Regions from separate parts of the Homo sapiens genome. Here region 2 is linked to region 1. A link is an interaction called in ENCODE POLR2A ChIA-PET data of the cell type or tissue named here. Cell type or tissue: OCI-LY7. All regions are shown on one strand. Links, peaks and the distances in the headings refer to the core of each region. The heading gives the core; the rest is flanking DNA.

Region 1 (4,397 bases), core at 75-4,074:
ATTTTAATTCCTAGACCTCCAGGCAAATTGGCCGTTCTAGTGTTTTATTTAATAATCCACGTTCTGACTAATTCCACACTATAATCCCAGTCTAGTGCAGTTGGCTGCTTTGTGGAATGACAGTTCTCTTTTTTTTTGGAGTAGTTTTTTCATGAAGGCAAATTGCCTAAGTTTGTTTAGATTGTGACATTATTGACTTGATAGGGAGGTCACATCCGGAGCTGGAACAGCCCATCAATGTATCAATACAGAGGGACTGCAGCTCTGTTATTTGTGTATATAGCATCATTTGACTTGATTCCTTTTACACTCTGGCTTTTAAAGATGGATGTATTACAAGATCACTTTGAGCTTTACCTTCTATTATGCTTCCATCTGATATGATTGTTAACAAAAGAAATATTAAAAGGCCAGATGTGATATGGAAAGACAAGCCTGAGTCTCATTCCTCATGGTAAAGGAAGTTGGACTGGCTGGTTTCTATCGTTCTTTCTAGTTCCAGCATTCTGTGGTAACTGACAGAGGAGTAAGAAAAGTTACCCAGTGTTGGAAAGGCAAATAATTATAACGTGAACCATGCAAGCAAACCAAGGATTGACTGTAGAATCTGCGGCTTATTTTTATACCTTGCAGCTTTTAAAACCCAAGCGTCTGCATTTTCCCCATAAGTGAAATTACTCACCAACTCAAACAGGTCTTTTTTTTTTTTTTTTGTCCACTATAGCAAAACATTTGGTGGAGGGTTGGGGAAAAGAGAAGAAGATTGAATTAATTGGATAACAGGTGTTCTCCTTTTGTGGAGTTATTCATTCCAACCCCATCTTAGATAATTGAGAATTCACTTTTTCCAATCATTGGTTTTTGTTTGTTTCTAATGAGACACTCTAGATAGCTGTTTCATCCTATGCAGTAATTGACAATGGCATGAGACTTACTTTCTCTGATGTAATTTGGTGTTGCTCTCAAAACTTGCTAGCGCTGTTGCTTGTCACAAAAATGGGTGAAGCAATGATTGGTCTAAATAGGCAGGCAGGCAGTGTTTTCATGCGCTATGGTAATTTTTATAATTTAGGTATAGTCAAGGTATTTGTTGATTCATGCTTAGCCACACAATTTTCCGTAGTTGTGCACTCATTTGTTTTAAGTTACAATCAAAATAATATCCTGAAATTACAGTCCCTGCAAGGCATAATTAACCACTTCTTCTCCTGTTTTCCCATAGCCTTTTTGTTCATAGAGCTAAGATAGCACTTACAATATTGCAGTTATCTGAGTTGTAAATGTGCCACAGTCTCCTTATCTTAAATATGGGATGAGCTTCTTCAGAACAAGGACATGTTTATATTCATCTCTCCAGCACCTAGCAGTTTGCCTGGTACATCATGTGTTCTCAGAAATGTTTATTGAGTGGATTTCAGGTCATAAAAATGCCCTCTAATTGTATAGGCAGGAGGTAGGTAGGAATCCTTCACTTTGTGAGTCAGCTGGGGGAATCAGAGAGGTTATGTAAGATGCTTAAGGGGGAACCGAGAGCCAGGACTCAAATCCAGGCCTTCCACCACCCACCCTCAGTAAACAAAAAAACACGTAGAGAATGAGTTCAAATGCTGTAGGTTTTGGTTATTTATTTTTTTCCTTGAATGATCTGGATTATCCATTTTGACAAAATTTATCTGATAACTGCTCTGTTCTGTCTTGCTCTGGCCTTAGAAGGAAACATGGCCCAAGCACTTTAACCTCTAATCCACACTTAAACAGAAGACGTGAGCACCCTTCTGCCCACTTTCTCTCTAAGTCCTGGTTCTATCAACCAGAGCTTGCTAGGATGATGGACACGTCTAGGGAATGTCTACTCATTATTTGCTCAAGCAACATTGAACCACTGTAAGTGCTTCTGAAATGACCTACAGTTAGACCAGAGACAACCATCCTTCCTGGGCCAGCCAAGCTTGACTGAGTCTCCCAATGGCAGGTTTCTAGACTAACAGGTGTGACTTACAGACATCAAGACACCTGCTTCTCTCCCATTTACCTGCTTCCTTTTCCATCCTAAAAAACAGGACAAGCTACATTAGGAAACCAGGAAGTTGCAATACCCACATGTCCTCTCTGTAAAACAGCCGTTGGCACATTTGATGTTCACGGACTTTTAGAGAAAACAGTATGAAATGCTCTGTGGGGTTTTCTTCAGGTCACTTTTCCTCTTTGAGGGTTAGTTTCTTCTTCTTTAAGAGTAGAAAGTTGAATCAAGTAATCCCAAAGGTCACTTCTAACATCACCATTCTGTGATTATTTTTGTTGGTTTATTCAGTTGAGCAAGTTGAAAGGAGAAAAAGATTAGAAATAATTTAATTTGGCAATATGTAGAGAAGAAATAATTAAGGCTACATGGTGCAGCCTGTGGTTATCTGATAACTACTTTGAGCCTTCTGTTAAAACTATTCTTTATACATTTCTATAATCCTTTCTTATTTGTAAAACTAAATTTACTATATTAAGGGGAAAGATTTGTGGCATTTCTTGTTCCCAGTGAGGAATGCAGTGGTGGAAAAAGTATGCAATCTCCAAAATGTACAAAGTGTTTAGAATTTGGGGGTTTAATAGCCAAGGTTCCAAGCATTTTTATTCTCACCACTGAGTATGTTTCACAGCTGAATAACTCTTATGGTCAAAGTGTTCCCTGCAATTCATCCAACAAATTCCCCTTTCAGTTTCTCTCTGGTTCCTCATTTTGCTCTTTTTTTCCACTTCTTTAGCTCCACTCAACTTCCTATAACATCCCCCACATACATAAGCCATATGCCAGTAGTACACTGCCACCCCCCACCCGCCCCACCAAAGGCAGGAGTCAGAGCTTCACAACCTCCTTACTCAGCTCAATCTTTTCTACTTTCTGAGGTTTATTCATTACCATTGCTTTTCCAAGTTAAGACACAATGAGATATAGAAGCAGGTCGAATCTTTTAACGATATTGTTTATCGTTTACGTCTTTTTCTCACAGACTTTCTGACCACCATTTGGAACCTCAATGCCATGCATTTAGGTGTCTTAAAGCCTCTTTAAATATTTTAGGAAGCAAAGCAGCATATTAGCAATTTTATGTATCCCATCCCACAGTGTTTGGATGTGTGGGTATTGGTAAGTAGTTGTACTGTTCTGTGACATGGGCACTGAAAGGAGAATGATAATAATGCAATTACTTACTGGCAACATATGACAAAGATCACTAAGCTCCTAGGTCATCTGGATTCCCATAGCAACAAGTGGTATACACTGTTTGCATTATTTGTTCAGAACTGATACTTTTCCTGATTTATTGGTCTGAAGCTTGATGCATATGGAGGCCTGAAAAATAAGGATGTGGCATACAGACAGGCTCTCCTGGTGTTATCAGGCATCTATGCATGTGATATGCAGGGAGAATTTGGTGGATGGAACTTAAGCCGGTACCAGGGGGGCGGGGGAAGAGTTGGGAAAGGACGCCATCTGTGCCCATGATGACAAATGCCATCATGGAGACTTCATTCGGGGTCCCTTTTATATATTTAGTGAAGCAGATTTTCCATTTCACACTTTCTAGATATATTTGTATTGCACAGATGTCAGGGAAATATCATGTGTGTGAAAGAAAAAAAAAAGATCAAAATTCACATCCATGGCCAGGGATTGTAATTCAATCATTTTGTCCTGAAATTGACATCCATTTAACGTGCATGGATGTTCCCTGCTTTTGCTTTTGCTTTGGGGGTTCAAGTCAGAGCAGTTGGAGAAACATAAATCTCAGCCCTACACATTGTTAAAATTCAGAGATCTAGGTTAAGGGGGGAAAAGATGGGGAGAATAAAATTAAACATATAAGACCTTGCCATCAGTGCCGTCAGTACCAGAGCTGATGAAATCAATCAGCAAGTGATTCCTCATCCTCTTTCCTGTAACACACAGATGAGCTGAAGAAACCACAGGACGCAGTCAGTAAGTTTTTATCCTCAAAAGGACTTCTTTTTTTCTTTACCGTTATTCATAATTCCTTGTGCCATCAAAACTTAAAACTACTTAATGACGTTTTCCCTCTATTTTGAATATAAATTATTTTTGTAGAAATGAGCTTTTTGAAATTGGAAAAAAAAATCGTTTTGAGGATTGTTGCCAGCTTTATTTCCCCCTGCCTACCCCCAGCATTGTCCTTGGTGTCCCCTCTACATGACCGGGCATAGGACCTGCATATAAAGAGGATGATGATAAGGAAATAATTGGCATACAAATGGTACTGTGATGTATGACATTTATAAAACCGCTCCCTGACTCCACATCCCCCATGATGGATTTTCTGTTTCTTTTTAAAGAATATGCTTCAAAAAGGTTGTCCCACTGGCCTTCTTCACTCCCTCCATCTCAG
Region 2 (4,397 bases), core at 264-4,263, 200 kb before region 1:
GCTTGAGTGTTATCAGCACTTGATAATTATAAGGCTCTGTATTAGTATTCTTTATTGCCTGTGTATGTGAATTTTAAGCATCTCCATGTTTCACTGCTATTAATTGCTTTGCAAATTTAAATTCATGGTTCAGTAGAACTGGGAGGAAGTAGAACAAATGGAGTTAAAATGTTTTAAGGGTTAGAAGATACAAAATGAACCAAAAGGCAGAGGCTCTGAACATTAGAAACATTATGATACTTAAGCTAAAATCCACAGGCTGGAAATGGTTCAAGAGTTTTGGAATGTTTAGGAATGCAGTGGGTTGCTACATCAAAGAACTCTAAGAACTGGGACAAAAAGGAACAACTTAATTTTAAGGCCCGTGGAAAGAATAAACAGAACAAAGGGAGAAGTGTTGTAGGCAGCTTGAACTGGAACTGGGCTTTGCATTTAATGGGGGCAGGAGGTGGAAAACAGAACCTGGATCAAATCTGGTTCAGCTGATTTTTCCTCCCTTTATTCTTTAGGCCTAATTTTGTTAGCACACAATAAAAACCTACATGAGTTTTCCTTACCTCTGAAATATTAACATGCCTTTAATTTTCCCTTCTTTGATTTGTAGAATTTTGACATTGCTTTGCTCTTTTGATACTGGACATTATAGAAGGACTAAACAAAATCAACGGCAGTTAACAGAGTAACTATTAACCACACCAGGCTTTAACTTGTGTTATCAAATTTAGTCCTTAGGAAACCCTGAGATATGGCCGGGCAGAGCGGCTCATGCCTATAATCTCAGCACTTTGGGAGGCCAAGGCGGGTGAACCGCTTGAGCTGAGGAGTTGGAGACCAGTCTGGGCAACATGGTGAAACCCCGTCTCTACTAAAAATACAAAAATAAACCAAACATGGTGGTACGCGCCTGTAGTCCCAGCCACTCGGGAGGCTGAGGTAAAAGGATTGATCACCTGAGCCTGGGAGGATGAGGTTGCAGTGAGCCAAGATCACGCCACTGCACTCCCCCTGGGTGACAGAGAGATTGTCTCAAAAAACAAACCAACCAACCAACCCTGAGATAATTACCTCACATAGTCACTCAGCCAGTAAGTGAGATAGCTGAGACTTGACTTCAAAGACCTTTTTGCTACTATGTCCGCTTTCTAGTGTGCCAAAGTCAAAATATATCAAGAGCCCATAAGAGAGATTATTAGACAAGGCCAAGATAAACATCTTGAAACAGGAAGCCAAAGTTACCATCTTTCATCTCCTTAATGCTTTTGCCACCTAAAACAAGATATGGGTGTTATAGTGATGGTAGGGAACAGAACTGGGGACCCTGAGAAAAATCTCCAAAATAAGGTTCTTTTGCCCTTAACTAAATCTTAGAATCTTCTGAGCTCCATTTAAATCATGGAATTGCCCACTATACTTTCACGTTGGTAAGAATGATTATGCTTATAAACTCTCCTTATGTTCTGTAAACCAAATTAATGATTTTATCCTAAGTTGCCTTAAAAAAAATTTAAAAAAAAAAACCTAAGCACTGCCTTCATATGAGTGCAGATACTTAATTATAACTTTCATTATAGTGAAGCTATTTATTATACTGAGATTACATTAATGAATTAACAAGAGCCTTAAGCCATAGTTTTGACACTTAAGTATTAGCATTTTATTTCAAGCACTTATGCTCATCCTTGAGTTTAAAAAGTCTAACAAAATCTAAGAACCCGGGTTCCTTTAAACATGTTTACCTACTTGTGGAGACACCAACAGGAACCAGCAAACCATTGTTTATTTATTTACATAATGTATCTCCCATGGAGACCTATTTGGCTTACCACTCTTCATAGGCCTAGTACAATCTCATAGAGCACCCTAGGATTTCACTGATCAATACCTAATGGCACCTAAAAGTACCTATGCTTCTTTTCTTGTTCCATGAATCCGTGAAAGTCTGCAGATCCTCCCAGCTCTAGAAGCAGTCATGTTTTTTACCAAAATCAGCATTTTGCTTTATGGAAACACAGGCAACATCTGATAGCGAAGAGGGCATTAAGATTTGACTTAACCAAAATTGCCTGACAACGAAAAAGTCATTTCATCATTCTGCTTGGCAATGTAGTCTTCAGAAATCAACTGTGATAAAAAGCAGGAAATAACTGTTAAAATTTTAGCAACTCCTAAAAGGCTGGAAGGTGGGTTTAACAGTTTATTAGGATTTATAAGTGTCATTTTAAAAACAGTCGATTTAAACCATGTAGAAATAAGTATGCAAAAAGTCTGCAAAACAAAACATACTTTAAACATGTTTAAGTAGATAGATTATCTGAAATTCTGGATTTTTCAGTCACTTCATTGTTATGCTATGGCAGCCAAGTAATCCTTAACTTCAGTTGGAGTAAGCCTCCTAAATCCAGCTTCATTGCAGATTCCAACTTCTATGTTATCCTCTGTCATTTGCCCTTCAAAGCTTTCCTATTGAGGAGGGAGGAAAAAAGGTCAATTTTCTAAGCAGTTAATCATGAAATCATTATAAATCCAGTTGTTGAATACTGAGCTAACCTTTAGGGTTAAGATGGCTGTATGAATGGCATCTTCAAGTTCCAGATCTTCATTATATCTGAAGAATTTAAAAAAAATTACTTATATCATTGTTTATATTCTTTATAACTATTTAAATACAATGACAGCAACAACGTAAGTTTTTAAAACTCTAAACATCTTAAAAATACTAAATTACACATTCTTTTAATCACCTCCTTGTAGCTGTCTCCAGATTAAAAAAACTGACAATATCTGGTGCTCAATTCCCAACATCATGAACGGTATGACCCTAAAATGAGTTTAGTTTAGGAAACTTTTTTTTTTTTTTTTGAGACACAGTTATCTTGGCTTACTGCAAGCTCCACCTCCCGGGCTCATGCCATTCTCCTGCCTCAGCCTCCCAAGTAGCTGGGACTACAGGCGCCCACTACGCCCAGCTAATTTCTTTGTATTTTTAGTAGAGATGGGTTTCACTGTGTCAGCCAGGATGGTCTCGATCTCCTGACCTCGTGATCCGCCTGCCTTGACCTACCAAAGTGCTGGGATTACAGGCACGAGCCAACACACCCAGCCAGGAAACTTCTTAAGTATAAATATTTTAACAATCAGGATGTGGTGGCATTATTATAATTTTTAAAACACAGAAAAATCAGAACTTTGCTAAAATCTTTTTCTTATAAGTTAAAACATAACATGTCACTTCCTGCCGATACCAGTGTGGACGGTGCGAAGAGTGGCTGGGTCGTTTCTTCGGTTCTCCCCATCCCCTACTTTCCTCCCTCCATTGTCAACTGTTGCTCACCCTTCCCAGACTCCCCAGCCCCTCCCTAGCTCCTTCCTAATCTCGGTGCCACCTTTTCCTTTTTCTCTGCTCAGCCCGTGTTAGGGTGAAGCCTGGAGGAACCCCGGGCGCTGTACCAGAGGAGAAAAGACAAGGATGACCCTCAGCCCACCAGCCCAATCACTGGGTTCACCACCTCCATAGCAATGAGACTGATGCTGCTCACCTGTTCTGGCCACATATGGCCCGTGGCTGACTTGGCCTTCAGTGGCATCATGCCTTAGGGGCTTTTTTTTCCCTCAAGACAGAATCTTGCTCTGTCGCCCAGGCTGGAGTGCAGTGGTGCAATCTTGGCTCACTGCAAACTCCGCCTCCCAGGTTCAAGTGATTCTCCTGCCTCAGCCTCCCGAGTAGCTGGGATTACAGGCGCGCGCTATCACTCCTGGCTAATTTTTGTATTTTTAGTAGAGACGGGGTTTCACCATGTTGGCCCAGCTGGTCTCGAACTTCTGACCTCAGGTGATCCGCCTGCCTTGGCCTCCCAAAGTGCTGGGATTACAGGCGTGAGCCACTGCGCCTGGCCAGTCTTATGAGTATTTCTAAATCAGTGCTTGCAAAGACGGCAAACCTATGCTATGCCAGGGAGATACAGGAGACTGGATTGGAACAATTTTGGGTCATAAAGATGCTGTCTGGAATGCAACACTGAATAAGGATGCCACCAAAGCAGCCACAGCAGCTGCAGATTTCACAAAGTGTGGGATGCTATCCCAGGAGATGAACTGATGACCCTGGCTCATAAACACATTATCAAGACTATGGATTTCATGCAGGATAGTAATTATTTGTTAACCAGGGGACAGAATAAACTGTTTTGCATATATGACTTGAACAAACCCGAAGCAGAACCTGAGGAAATTAGTGATCACAGCTCTGATATTAAAAAGGCCCTATGGTACAGTGAGGATAAACAGATTCTTTCTTCTGATGACAAAACTGTTAAGACTTTGGGATCATGCTACTATGACAGAAGTGAAATCTCTAAATTTTATTATGTTGGCTAGTAGTATGGAATATATTTCTGAGG

Evidence for each region. ChIA-PET counts read pairs that join two places held together with the same protein. Peaks named below come from ENCODE experiments on the same cell type or tissue, not always from the same donor. Only the 100,000 strongest peaks of a DNase experiment are listed, where the experiment ranks them.
Region 2: POLR2A ChIA-PET joins it to region 1 with 5 read pairs; 2 of 35 experiments call an interaction of 5 or more read pairs at or near these places.

Annotation. Positions count from the first base shown.
Region 1 is chr7:43,114,603-43,118,999 of GRCh38, forward strand. All of the region lies in intron 2 of HECW1 (HECT, C2 and WW domain containing E3 ubiquitin protein ligase 1), which reads left to right. It overlaps HECW1-IT1 (HECW1 intronic transcript 1), which reads left to right and starts at 3,294. Exons shown (of 7, transcript NR_135295.1): 1 at 3,294-3,973; 2 at 4,345-4,397. RefSeq lists an enhancer at 3,681-4,397. In OCI-LY7, for the core only: no CTCF peak of the experiment used is centred there; a DNase peak (open chromatin) is centred at 2,019; H3K4me3 peaks cover 932 bases; H3K27ac peaks cover 2,883 bases.
Region 2 is chr7:42,915,231-42,919,627 of GRCh38, forward strand. It overlaps PSMA2 (proteasome 20S subunit alpha 2), which reads right to left. Exons shown (of 8, transcript NM_002787.5): 7 at 2,548-2,605; 8 at 1,631-2,460. The coding sequence ends at 2,344. It also overlaps the pseudogene LOC105375252. Among named protein-coding and RNA genes, the nearest start is that of C7orf25, 5.4 kb to the left of the region's middle. In OCI-LY7, for the core only: no CTCF peak of the experiment used is centred there; no DNase peak of the experiment used is centred there.